Linked DNA regions of Homo sapiens: region 2 is linked to region 1. Evidence: chromatin contacts called from ENCODE Hi-C data. All regions are on one chromosome and are shown on one strand. The core of a region is the stretch at or near the end of the contact, and the rest is flanking DNA. Distances in the headings are between cores, read along the strand shown. Region 1 overlaps LOC124902298 (a long non-coding RNA gene). Region 2 has its middle 51 kb from the start of LINC02247.

What was found. Hi-C counts contacts between places; a loop is a spot of excess contacts on that map. Pooled maps may share reads with other maps.
Region 2: a map with no recorded cell type shows a loop between it and region 1 (6-fold over the local background). The contact joins two enhancer-like sites. A Hi-C loop is called at or near these places in 3 of 168 maps with a recorded cell type or tissue (CD8-positive, alpha-beta T cell, endothelial cell of hepatic sinusoid and mesothelial cell of epicardium), 1 of 37 single-sample maps with no recorded cell type and 3 of 50 pooled maps.

The regions. Positions count from the first base shown.
Region 1 is chr9:134,204,026-134,209,378 of GRCh38, reverse strand. LOC124902298 (a long non-coding RNA gene) reads right to left here. Exons shown (of 3, transcript XR_007061835.1): 2 at 4,188-4,363; 3 at 2,691-3,028. It overlaps LOC107987137 (a long non-coding RNA gene), which reads left to right. Exons shown (of 3, transcript XR_001746962.2): 3 at 1-1,009. Among named protein-coding and RNA genes, the nearest start is that of RNU6ATAC, 42 kb to the right of the region's middle. RefSeq lists enhancers at 4,655-5,154, 5,155-5,353. Within about 2 kb of position 4,103, at least 4 of the 41 ENCODE cell types and tissues checked have a DNase peak (open chromatin) inside an H3K27ac peak, as active enhancers do.
Region 2 is chr9:134,241,734-134,247,086 of GRCh38, reverse strand. No RefSeq gene overlaps it. Among named protein-coding and RNA genes, the nearest start is that of LINC02247, 51 kb to the left of the region's middle. RefSeq lists an enhancer at 3,029-3,148. Within about 2 kb of position 3,151, at least 4 of the 41 ENCODE cell types and tissues checked have a DNase peak (open chromatin) inside an H3K27ac peak, as active enhancers do.

The DNA of each region.
Region 1 (5,353 bases), core at 2,854-5,353:
CAAAGGGTCTTTGTCCTGCTTCAGGAGACAATGTCCCAACACGTTGCCGTCCCCCAAATGTCCCCAAGCCACGCTGGATGTCTCACCTGTGTCCACCAGCTCCAGTTTCTCACTCATTCAACAACTCACCTTGAACCTAGACGTAAACAAGATGGAGCACCATCTTGTTCATCGTGCGGCCCCTGGTGTGTTGGGAAGACAGGTTGGGAGGACGGCAGTGGTGGTGGGGAGGGGTTGCTCCCGGAAGGGATGAGGAGAAGGCAGTACAGTGCCCCTCGAGAATGGAGTGGGTTTGGCAACACAGAGGTCACTGGAGACCTTGGTGAGACCTCTTTTGATGCTCAATGCTCCACTGGTTTAGTGGAGCTTCCAATTCCAGGAAGGGAAACTGACAACTCATTAGTGAACATGAATATAGTTTCTACACAGCAAATCGAACAAGTAAGGGACTGGGAACAGTGGGGAGCAGGTGTGGGGGAGGGCAGGACCCTGAGGAGGGGACACATGAGCTGAGGCTGAATACAGTGAGGGTGGGGACCCTGAGAATAGCTCGGTGCAGGGCGGGCATTACAGGTTAGGGAATGGCGAGTACAAAGGCCCTGGGGTGGGAATGAGCTACACGCTGGACCCAGGGAACCTGGCAGAACACAGTGTGGCAGGGTGCCCAGGAGGGTGTCACGGGGTTGGCAGAGCCAGATGGAGAATGGGGGCTATTTAAGGAATGGGAAGACGGGGGAGGTCAGGTTTCCGGCATGGACGTGCTGCTGTGAGCTGTTGGCAATTGTCCGATTCAGCCTGTAAGCTGTTGAGACGCTGAGGTGCTGAGTGGGCGGACAAACATCTGGATCGCAGGGTGGAGGTCAGAGGATCGCAGGATGGAGATCAGAGAGGTCAGAGCTGGGTAGACGCATGTGGGGCTATCACCATAGGAATGGCATTTAAAGGGACTGGACTGTCGGCCGGGCACAGTGGCTCACGCCTGTAATCCCAGCACTTCAGGAGGCCAAGGCGGGCGGTTCACCTGAGGTCAGGAGTTTGAGACCAGCCTGGCCAACATGGTGAAACCTCATCTCTACTAAAAATACAAAAATTAGCCAGGCGTGGTGGCACACATCTGTAATCCCAGCTTCTTGGGAGGCTGAGGCAGGAGAATCACTTGAACCTGCGAGGCGGAGGTTGCAGTGAGCTGAGATTGCGACATTGCACTCCAGTCTGGGCAACAGAGTGAGACTTTGTCTCAAAAAAATAAAAATAAAAAATATAAATAAATAAAATAAAGGCACTGGACTGGGAGGATCCTGGGGAGGGGTGTAGATGGGGCTTAACCCAGGCCCTCCTGGGTGAGGAAAAGGCAAAAGAGCCATGGAGAGACACTGAGAAGGTGTGGCCCATTATGTAGTGGGAGGACCGGTAGGGAGGACCAGTGGGGAGGACAGGTGGGGAGGATGGTGGGGAGGATCGGTGGAGAAGACAGGTAGGTAGGGAGGACAGGTGGGGAGGACAGGTGGAGAGGACAGGTGGGGAGGACAGCTGGAGAGGATGGGGGGAGGACCGGTACGGAGGACCGGTGGGGAGGACAGGTGGGGAGGACAGGTGGGGAGGACAGGTGGAGAGGATGGGGGGAGGACCAGTAGGGAGGACAGGTGAGGAGGACAGGTGGGGAGGACGGAGGGGGAGACGGGTGGAGAGGACAGGTGGGGAGGACACGTGGGGAGGACAGCTGGAGAGGATGGGGGAGGACTGGTACGGAGGACCGGTGGGGAGGACAGGTGGGGAGGACAGGTGGGGAGGATGGGGGGAGGACCAGTAGGGAGGACAGGTGAGGAGGACAGGTGGGGAGGACGGAGGGGGAGACGGGTGGAGAGGACAGGTGGGGAGGACACGTGGGGAGGACAGCTGGAGAGGATGGGGGAGGACTGGTACGGAGGACCGATGGGGAGGACAGGTGGGGAGGACAGGTGGGGAGGATGGGGGGAGGACCAGTAGGGAGGACAGGTGAGGAGGACAGGTGGGGAGGACGGAGGGGGAGACGGGTGGAGAGGACAGGTGGGGAGGACACGTGGGGAGGACTGATGGGGTGGGGGCCCCCAGAAGGCACCAGAAGAAAGCAGTACAGGGCTGCTGGAGAATAGAGTAGGTTTGGCAACACAGAGGTTGCTGGAGACCTTGGCGAGACTTCTTTTATGCCAGATTCGTTTCTACAGGGACTGAGGAAGAGGAGTCTATAAAGAGAAATAGCTGTGGGGTGTTGTGGGGTTGGCGGGCCAGCTTGGCTGGGGGTGGCCAGGAATGAGCCCGCACACAGGGAAGTTGACAGGGCGGATGAGAGCTGCTCTGAAGCCATCCTGACCCCAAACTTAGATTTCCCCCCGGCTGCCTTTTGATTCTTATCCCTACCCCTAATCCCTCTTCATGCTGCAGCCAGAGGAGGCTGGGGTTCAGGGAAGACCGAGCTGCAGCTCCCCAGCAAATCCCGAGTCCCTCTCCGGCTCAGGAGGCCTGAGCTCCAGCCATGCCCTTTCTCAAGCCCCTGTAGGAAGCACTGCCTCATCCTCAGGCACTGCGTAGGCCTTCTCCACATGCCCCTGGTAAGCCTCACTCCTCATGGTCCCAAACTCTTCAGAGGCCTCAGCTGTGTGTCCAGCCTGGCTCAGGGTGGGCACTGAGACACGAATGCAGAGCCCTAACCTTCGACCTCCCACCCTCCCCTTCCTCTCTGCTCTAGTCATCCAGCTTCTTCTCGAATGTCTCCCATGACGGGGTGCTCAGCATCACTCAAGCCAGCTGTGTCCCTGCTTTGGGTTTTCCCCTGGTATGAGTTCAGGGCCAGAGCAGGGAGCCGGGGCCCATCGTAGTGCAGGGGTGGGGGCTCTCCCCAGCTGGGGGAGCGTCCCAGGTCTCCTGGGAGACCTGGGCACATGTGCAGCTGCTGTGCACAGGCAGGAAGATGGCGGCCTCCACTGACCAAGCTCTCAGACGACTCATCAGCTGTGACACACGCCTTTTCATTTGGACCCATTAGGGTAACCTGGTGGAAATAAAGCATCTGTCACACCCCAGGAAAGTGTCACACAGGTATTCCCAAATTCTCTTTCTCCACAGCCCTCAGAGGTCTGACGGCCATTCATACCCATCAACCGGGAGAAAAATCATGTCATTTCCATAATGCACACCCTCTCTGCAGAGGCGCTATAAATATGTAGAGATGACATCGCCGCAGCGTGGCTTGTGTGAGTGATGTCATCTCGGGGGGTTGCCTAGCAACCCCGACAACGTTTGGGAGGCTCTAATTCTTGAGTGGGATAAAGTCACATTTACGCAGTTCAGTTAATCAGCTTCCTGGCAACTCCGCCAAGATGATCTCATTTTATTCATGATTATTTTATGTGAAATGCACTTTTAGCTCTAAGAGAACACAAAGATTTAATTCAAAACTCGCTATTGCTTTGTGTTTCCAGGGTGTCGTTAACACGGCGTCCATGCAAATAACCATGGTAACACACGGATAATTAGTATATATGGCACGCGGTATTAATACAGAGCCGGGGCCGGCTCCCAATCAGCGCCGATTACCGCGTGTTATTACTGGAGTAATTACCTGCAGTAACACACAAATTGAACTAAATGGTCAATTGAAGTAAAGTGAATGGCTTTTTATTCTAGTTCCTAAATAATGTGTCTGCTTGGCTGAGTAGTTCAAGGTAAATAAAAGTCTTAAATTGATGGCCTCTTCCCCACCGCCCCTCCCTGGGTGGAGAATTGGGCTTCGTGGGTCTTGCAGTCTGGTAACCAGACAGTTACTCCTGGAAGCATCTGCCTCTCCTCCAGCCTCCCCACCTCGAAAACGAGCACCCCCATCAAGCATCCCTGCAGAGCTCTGGCCCTTATTAAAAATTCCCAAGCCCTGTGTGCCGTCTTACTCATCCCCCCAGGGAAGAGGGCACGGAACTTTCCAGATAGAAGATGAAGAGCAAAAGGCAGCGGCCTTCCTCCCAGGGATGTTTTCTTGCCCCTCTGGTAGGTGGGGCAGAAAGGAATCACTGGCTTCCTGTTACAGGATGGAAGCGGGGAGGGGAGGTCAAAGGTCACTTCTGCCTTATTAGCAGAGCGTTTCTAAAATTCCATAAACTTAGAAGATCTTCAAACAGGAAGTCACACTGGACCTCTCAAAGAGACAGGGCACATACCGAATTTGAGCTGCTTCGCTCCCTTCAGAGAGGGAGAGGGAGAAGGGAAGGCATGCAGACGATCCTTGGACTGGGCGCGGAGAAGATCAGATGCCCAGCGATGGGGACAGGGGATAGAGTCAGTCTTATTCTGGTCCTTTCTCTGTGACAGGAGCAGTGTTGGGACGGAAGCAGGCCTGGGGAGGTGGGAAAGAAACGTCAAGTCCTTCATTCAGCCCATCTGGGATGATGGGCCAGGGTGCCCACATGGGCATCGAACTCCTAGAAGGCAAAGACAGAGTGCAGAGGAGTATAAAGAGGGTCCGGCTGCTCGGGGTTTCTCTGAGGGAGCCGTATTTAAGCTGAAACTGGAAGGGTGAGGGAGGTCGCAGGGAAGGAGGTTGCAGGGAAGGAGGCTGCAGGGAAGGAGGGCTGAGGAGGACACTAGCAGTCAGGGAAGGGCCAGCAAAAAGCCCTGTGACTAAGAGAGGCCACTCCACTGCACCACCATCTTGAAATGTCACATGTGTGGAAATGCGTAAGTACAGAAATCTAGGAGAAGGAAAGAAAAACGTGGCTTAAAAACCCACAGCCATGTCTGCATTCCAGGGTGGCAGGGGCAGAATTCATTACAGGGCAAGCAAGATGCTTTGTTACTCAGAAAACCCTCTTAAGCGCCTTTGCTTGTCAAGGTAAGGCCACCTCTCTACTCTGGATTGGAGAGTCTGAGACCAACAAAGAGAACAAATTGCATTTCAAAACAAAGGGATTTTTGATCAAAACACTTGCAGGTGCACAGCTGCTCACACCCACTGCCCCACCACAAGGCAGCCATCAGTGCAATATAAACAAGGGGGCCCAGAACATATGCCTGGGCTGAAAACAAGACAAGCCTCTCACAAATCAGAAACAGAAGGAGCAGGGTGAGCACCACAGCCCACAGGGCTCCAGGTTGGGAGTGGCAGGATCTGGACTCAGCACTCCCAAAGGGCAACAGGGACTGGAGTCCAGTGCGGGCCAGGACACAGGCTTGGGAAAGAGGGCAAGAAAACAGCCCAGCAGCCTTGGTGCTGAAGTTATAGTTTAGGGACACTGCAGTCTATGGAGGAGGCAGGTGGTGGGGTTAGCAGGGAAGGGCTGATGCCACAACCTCAAAATGAGAAGCCTCACCAAGATGCCTTCTGCCT
Region 2 (5,353 bases), core at 1,902-4,401, 39 kb before region 1:
GTTCAAACTTTCTTTCTTTTTTTCTTCTTTTTCTTTTTTTTTTTCTTTTTTTCTTTTTTATTTTTTTATTTTTTTTTGAGACAGAGTCTCGCTCTGTCGCCCAGCCTGGAGTGCAGTGGTGTGATCTTGGCTCACTGCAACCTCCGCCTCCTGGGTTCAAGCGATTCTCCTGCCTCAGCCTCCTGAGTAGCTGGGACTACAGGTGCCCGCCACCACACCCAGCTAATTTTTGTATTTTTAGTAGAGATGGGATTTTACCATGTTGGCTAGGATAGTCTCGATCTCTTGACCTCAGGTGATCCACCTGCCTTGGCCTCCCAAAGTGCTGGGATGACAGGCGTGAGCCACCACGCCCAGCCTAATTTTTAAATTTTTTGTAGACACAGGGTCTCCCTGTGTGGCCCAGGCTGGTCTTTCACTCCTAGGCTCAAGCAACCCAACTGCCTTGGCCTTTCAAAGTGTTGGGATTACAGGTGTGAGCCACTGCTCCTGGCCAAGAAATCGTTATTATTTGAAAAGTCGGTACTTATTTACCTTGACCCAGATCTTTACCTGTTCCGTGGCTCGTCACTGTTTCCTGCATATCCACGTCTCTATCTGGGATGATTTCTCTTCTGCCTGGAGAACCCCTTTAGTATTTCTTGTAGTTTAGGTCTGTTGGAAATTGATTATCTTGGTTTTTATTTTGCTGGAAAAGTGTTTATTTTGCTTTCACTTTTGTTTTGGTGGTCATCTAGGGCTAAAGGCCTTAACACGGCCAATCACTAGTATTTATTGAGCAACTAAAAACTTTACATGCTGTTGTTCATCAGCTCCTATGAGACAGATGAGATGGGTGTTACTCCTGTCCCCATTTGTCCATGTGGAACCTGAGGCTCAGCGTGGTTCAGTAACTTGCCCAGGGTCACACAGTGTATTAGTGAGTATTCTCCGCAGACACAGGGCAAATAGGAGACATACGTTCACATCACTTTCTATGTATATTCCTACTGATCTATAAAATAAGGAATTGTGCACGTGACCATGGAGGCTGACAAGTCTCAACATCTGCAGCAGGCAAAGTGGAGACCCAGGAGTGCCAATGGTGTAAGCGTCAGTTCAAGGGCAAGGGAAGACCGAAGTCCCAGCTCCACAGCCAGGCAGGGCAACTCTTTCCTTCTCAGGATTGGATGAGGCCCACTCACACTGGGAGGAAAATTGGCTTCACACTGCCCACCAATCAGATGTTAATCTCATCCAGACTGCCCACCAATCAAATGTTAATCTCATCCAGAATGATGTTTGACCAAATGCCTGGGCACACCGTAACCCATTCAGGTTGTCACGTAAGTTTTTTTTTTTTTTTGAGATGGAGTCTCACTGTGTTGTCCAGGCTGGAGTGCGGTGGCATGATCTCGGCCCACTGCAACATCCGCCTCCTAGGTTCAAGCGATTCTTCTGCCTCAGCCTCCCGAGTAGCTGGACTACAGGCATGCGCCACCACACCCAGCTAATTTTTGTATCTTCAGTAAAGATGGGGTTTCACCATATTGGTCAGGCTGGTCTCAAACTCCTGACCTCAGGCGATCCACCCACCTCAACCTCCCAAAGTGCTGGGATTACAAGCACAAGCCACCGCGCCCGGCCAGGTTGACACATAAGATTAATCATTGCTCACAGTTACTAAGCGGCAGAGCTGGGGTTCGAAACTAGCATTTCAGGCACTGTGCCCCACACTCGGCTTCATGGCTCACCAGCCTGCCAGGTGGACACGCCCAGTCTCGCTCTTCCTGTCTCCACCCACTGTGTGTGTGCACCTGCCATGTGCCAGGGGGCACGGAGGGGCACAAGTTGTGTTTCCATCGCCTAGATTTCCCCAGCTCATGGTGGAGATGGACACATCCAAAACTCTGATCTGAGATGAGTCTCCTTGGTATCTGAAGGATGTCCTTCCTCTCTGGGTCTAGAACTCTGGAGTGACAGCTCTTTTCTTCCAGCACCGTAAACACGTTGCTCCCTTGTCTTCTGGAGCCCATCATTTCTGCTGAAAAATAATCTTATTGTCCCCTTGAAGGTAATTTGTCTATTTGTCTTTACCTCCAGCTACTTTTAAGATTTCTGTATTTGGATTACAGTAGTTTTACCATAATATGCCTAGGTGGCTTCTCCCTGGACCTAGCCTGCTTAGCCTGTGGAGAGCTTCTATCTGGGGTTTGTTTTCTTTCATCGATTTTGGAAAATCCTCAGCCATTCTATCTTCAAACATTGCTTTTTCCCTATCCTCTCTCTTTCTCTTTCTCTCTCTCTCCCTCCTAAAATTCCTGTTACCTGCATGATGGAGCTGCTCCCCAGACCCCATGTGTATGGCATGCTCTGTCTGTTTCTTATCCTTTTCTACTCACTCTGTTTCTTCCTAGTTTTTTTCCTGACTTATCATTTCACTTTATTAAAACTCTATTTCCTAGCCTACTGTTAAGCCTGTCTATTAAGTTTCTAATTTTAATCATTGCATTTTTCTAGAATTTCCATTTTGTAATAGATTCCAGTTGTCTAGCAAAATTCTCTGTTTTATCATCCATTTGCTCGAATAATAATTTGAAAGCCCATCTGTGATGCTACCAATAGCTGAGCAGTCTGTGGGGCTGTTGCTGTCATCATTTTTTTTCTCTGGGTCCTGTTTCTTGGTTTTCCTTGACATTTGTGAAGGCTTGGCTATACCTCTGGTTCCCTTTCATAGCGATTAAGCTTCCTGGCATCCCGGCTGAGAGCCTGGAGCGTCTTCTAGAGCTTCTCCTCCTTGGCAAGTCCTAAGCTCTCATTCTGGGCTACCTGACACTCTAGAAATTCTGACACCTCAGTAGCTTTCTTCTGGGCTTCTTAGCTTCTTGCTCTGCACACGTTCATCCACCAAACAGCTAGAAGGGAAACCTCTGAGCATCAAACTCACTTATTTTCACCACCTTTCTCCCCAGGATCTTCAGATCGCCACTCAATTTTTGGCTACCTTGACAGGTCCAAACTCCAGTGTCAGCCCTGTGAAACTCCGCTGGCTTCCCTTCCTCTTCACGGGTGTTTATGGTCTCTTGTCTTGCAGCAGGAGTTGGGAAATCCCCTGAATGAAAAGCGAGCAACAGCGTTGGCTCATCTCTCCGCGGTTCCCCTTTTGCTGAGATCTCAGCCCTTTGAGTCCCGATTGGCTCAGCTGCTCACCAGTGTCTTCAAAAAGAGCATTCGTATTTTACCCAGCTTGTCTACGTAGTGATCTATGCTGGCTACTTCATAACAGCCAGAAGCAATAGTCATTAAGTGGTATTTTAATTAACTATATTGGCATTTTATATATATATATATACACACACACACACACACACACACATACGCACACTATGTTCAGCACTACAGAGTCCAAATACAAGACACTTTTACCAAGTATTTTATTTGTAAAGGCATCCCAAAGGTAAGATGTCAACACGCAAGATTGGAGTGTGGAGGTGACGCTCATCCAACTTCTTTATTTCTTTTTTTTTTTTTTTTTGAGACAGACTCTTGCTCTGTCACCCAGGCTGGAGTGCAGTGGCATGATCTTGGCTCACTGCAACCTCCGCCTCCCGAGTTCCAGTGATTCTCCTGCCTCAGCTTCCTGAGTAGCTGGGATAACAGGCACACGCCGCCACCATGCCTGGATTTTTTTTTGTATTTTTAGTAGAGATGGGTTTTCGCCATGTTGGCCAGGCTGGTCTCAAACTCCTGGCCTCAAGTGATCTGCCCGCCTCAGCCTCCCAAAGTGCTAGGATTACAGGCATGAGCCACCGCGCCCAGCCTATATTTCTGATTATAAAAAAATTGCAGCAATGGTCGCCATGGTCCACGCATCAGCCAGCGCCTGCTGGGCTTTACACAGCTCTCCTGTCTCCCTCACAGCAAGTCCAGGGGGAGGGTCTAGGAGGCCCCGTTGGGAAGTGACACTCGGGATTTGAGCTCTGGCATGCCTGAATCCCTGAGCCGCTGCGTCCTCCTGGCTCCCTGCAGGAAGATTTCTCCCATGCTGTTTATTTTCAGGATGGTCCCTGAAACGTAAGGGACCCGACAGCCACCACGGCGAGGAAGGCGCAGAAGGGGCAGCACGGAGCCGTGAGCCACAGAGATGCTGCAGCCTGGACCAGCCATCATCAGACAGGCGTGTGCCGTCAGCGCTCAACGTGTGAGAAAGCACAGAGCCAGGCCCTTCCCAAGACCCCACTATGAACCCGATTGCTTCGGCCTGGCTGCCTTCCTCCAAAGGGGTGCAGGCGGGGCCCACGGGACCCCAGTTCTCTAGTCTCGCCTGACTCTAGGCAGAACTCTAGTGGCTCTGATCTCTGGGCAGAACTGACTCAAGAGCCACTGAAGAGACCTTCGCCTGGGGTCCTAGACTGGGCTGCAAGGAGTCTTTGAATCTCTTGAGATTGTGCACTAAGTATTTACCTGCACGCATTTTTCCAGGAAGAGGGCCTGCGGCTTGCATCATATCCCCACCGTGGTCTGTGACCAAGAAAGTAGTCAGCATCTTTAGGCTAGAGGAGGCGGGAGCCCCGGATTCCAATCGCAGTTCTCCCTGGCTGTGTGAGCTTGATTTGTCCTTTCTCTCTCTGAGCCCTGATTCTGCCTCTTTTCTGCAAGGACCTTGATCGCTGGGGGCGGCAGGGCTCTGTCTGCTGAACCCCAGATCCCTCTGCACTTTCCCTGCTCTGCTCAGTAGCGTGGGGCACTGGCCCAGCAAAGTTCATTTCCAGGTTCTTGTTGTGTTCTGACCCTGAGAGGCTCTGGCCGGGACTGGGAGGGTGGGAGGGTGGGAGGCCCAGGTATCTGCCCACATCTCTGCTTCAGGCACCAGCTCTGGCAGGGGCGGCCTCTGTAGTTCACTTCCTACAGGTGGCCCCTTCTTCCACGGGGCCCCCAAGGGGTGCGAATCTCACCCTCCATACACCTCTTTTTGGACCCTCTGTGTATTAAACTCCCTAAGGAGCCACCTGACGTGAGCTCTGGAGCCTGAGCCGTGGCTGATAACCAGGTGATTGCCAAGTGCCTTGAACACCAATATTCCCACCCAGGGTTGCCCAGTGACTTCACAGCAGGGCAGCGTTCCCCCGTGCTTGCCCTGGAACCCCTTTTTGGTTGACAAATTGTATGTTTTCAGAATGGTTTGAGATTTACAGCAAAACAGAGAAGACAGCCCAGAAAGCACTCATATCCCCTCGCCCTGCCACCCCTCATCCTCATCCGCATTGGCGTGGGCCTGTCACAGCCATCCACCTGCTCGTGACCAAAATCCACTTTAGCCAGATTTCCTTCATTACCTAGTGTCCCTTTTCTGTCCAGGACCCCATCCCGGACA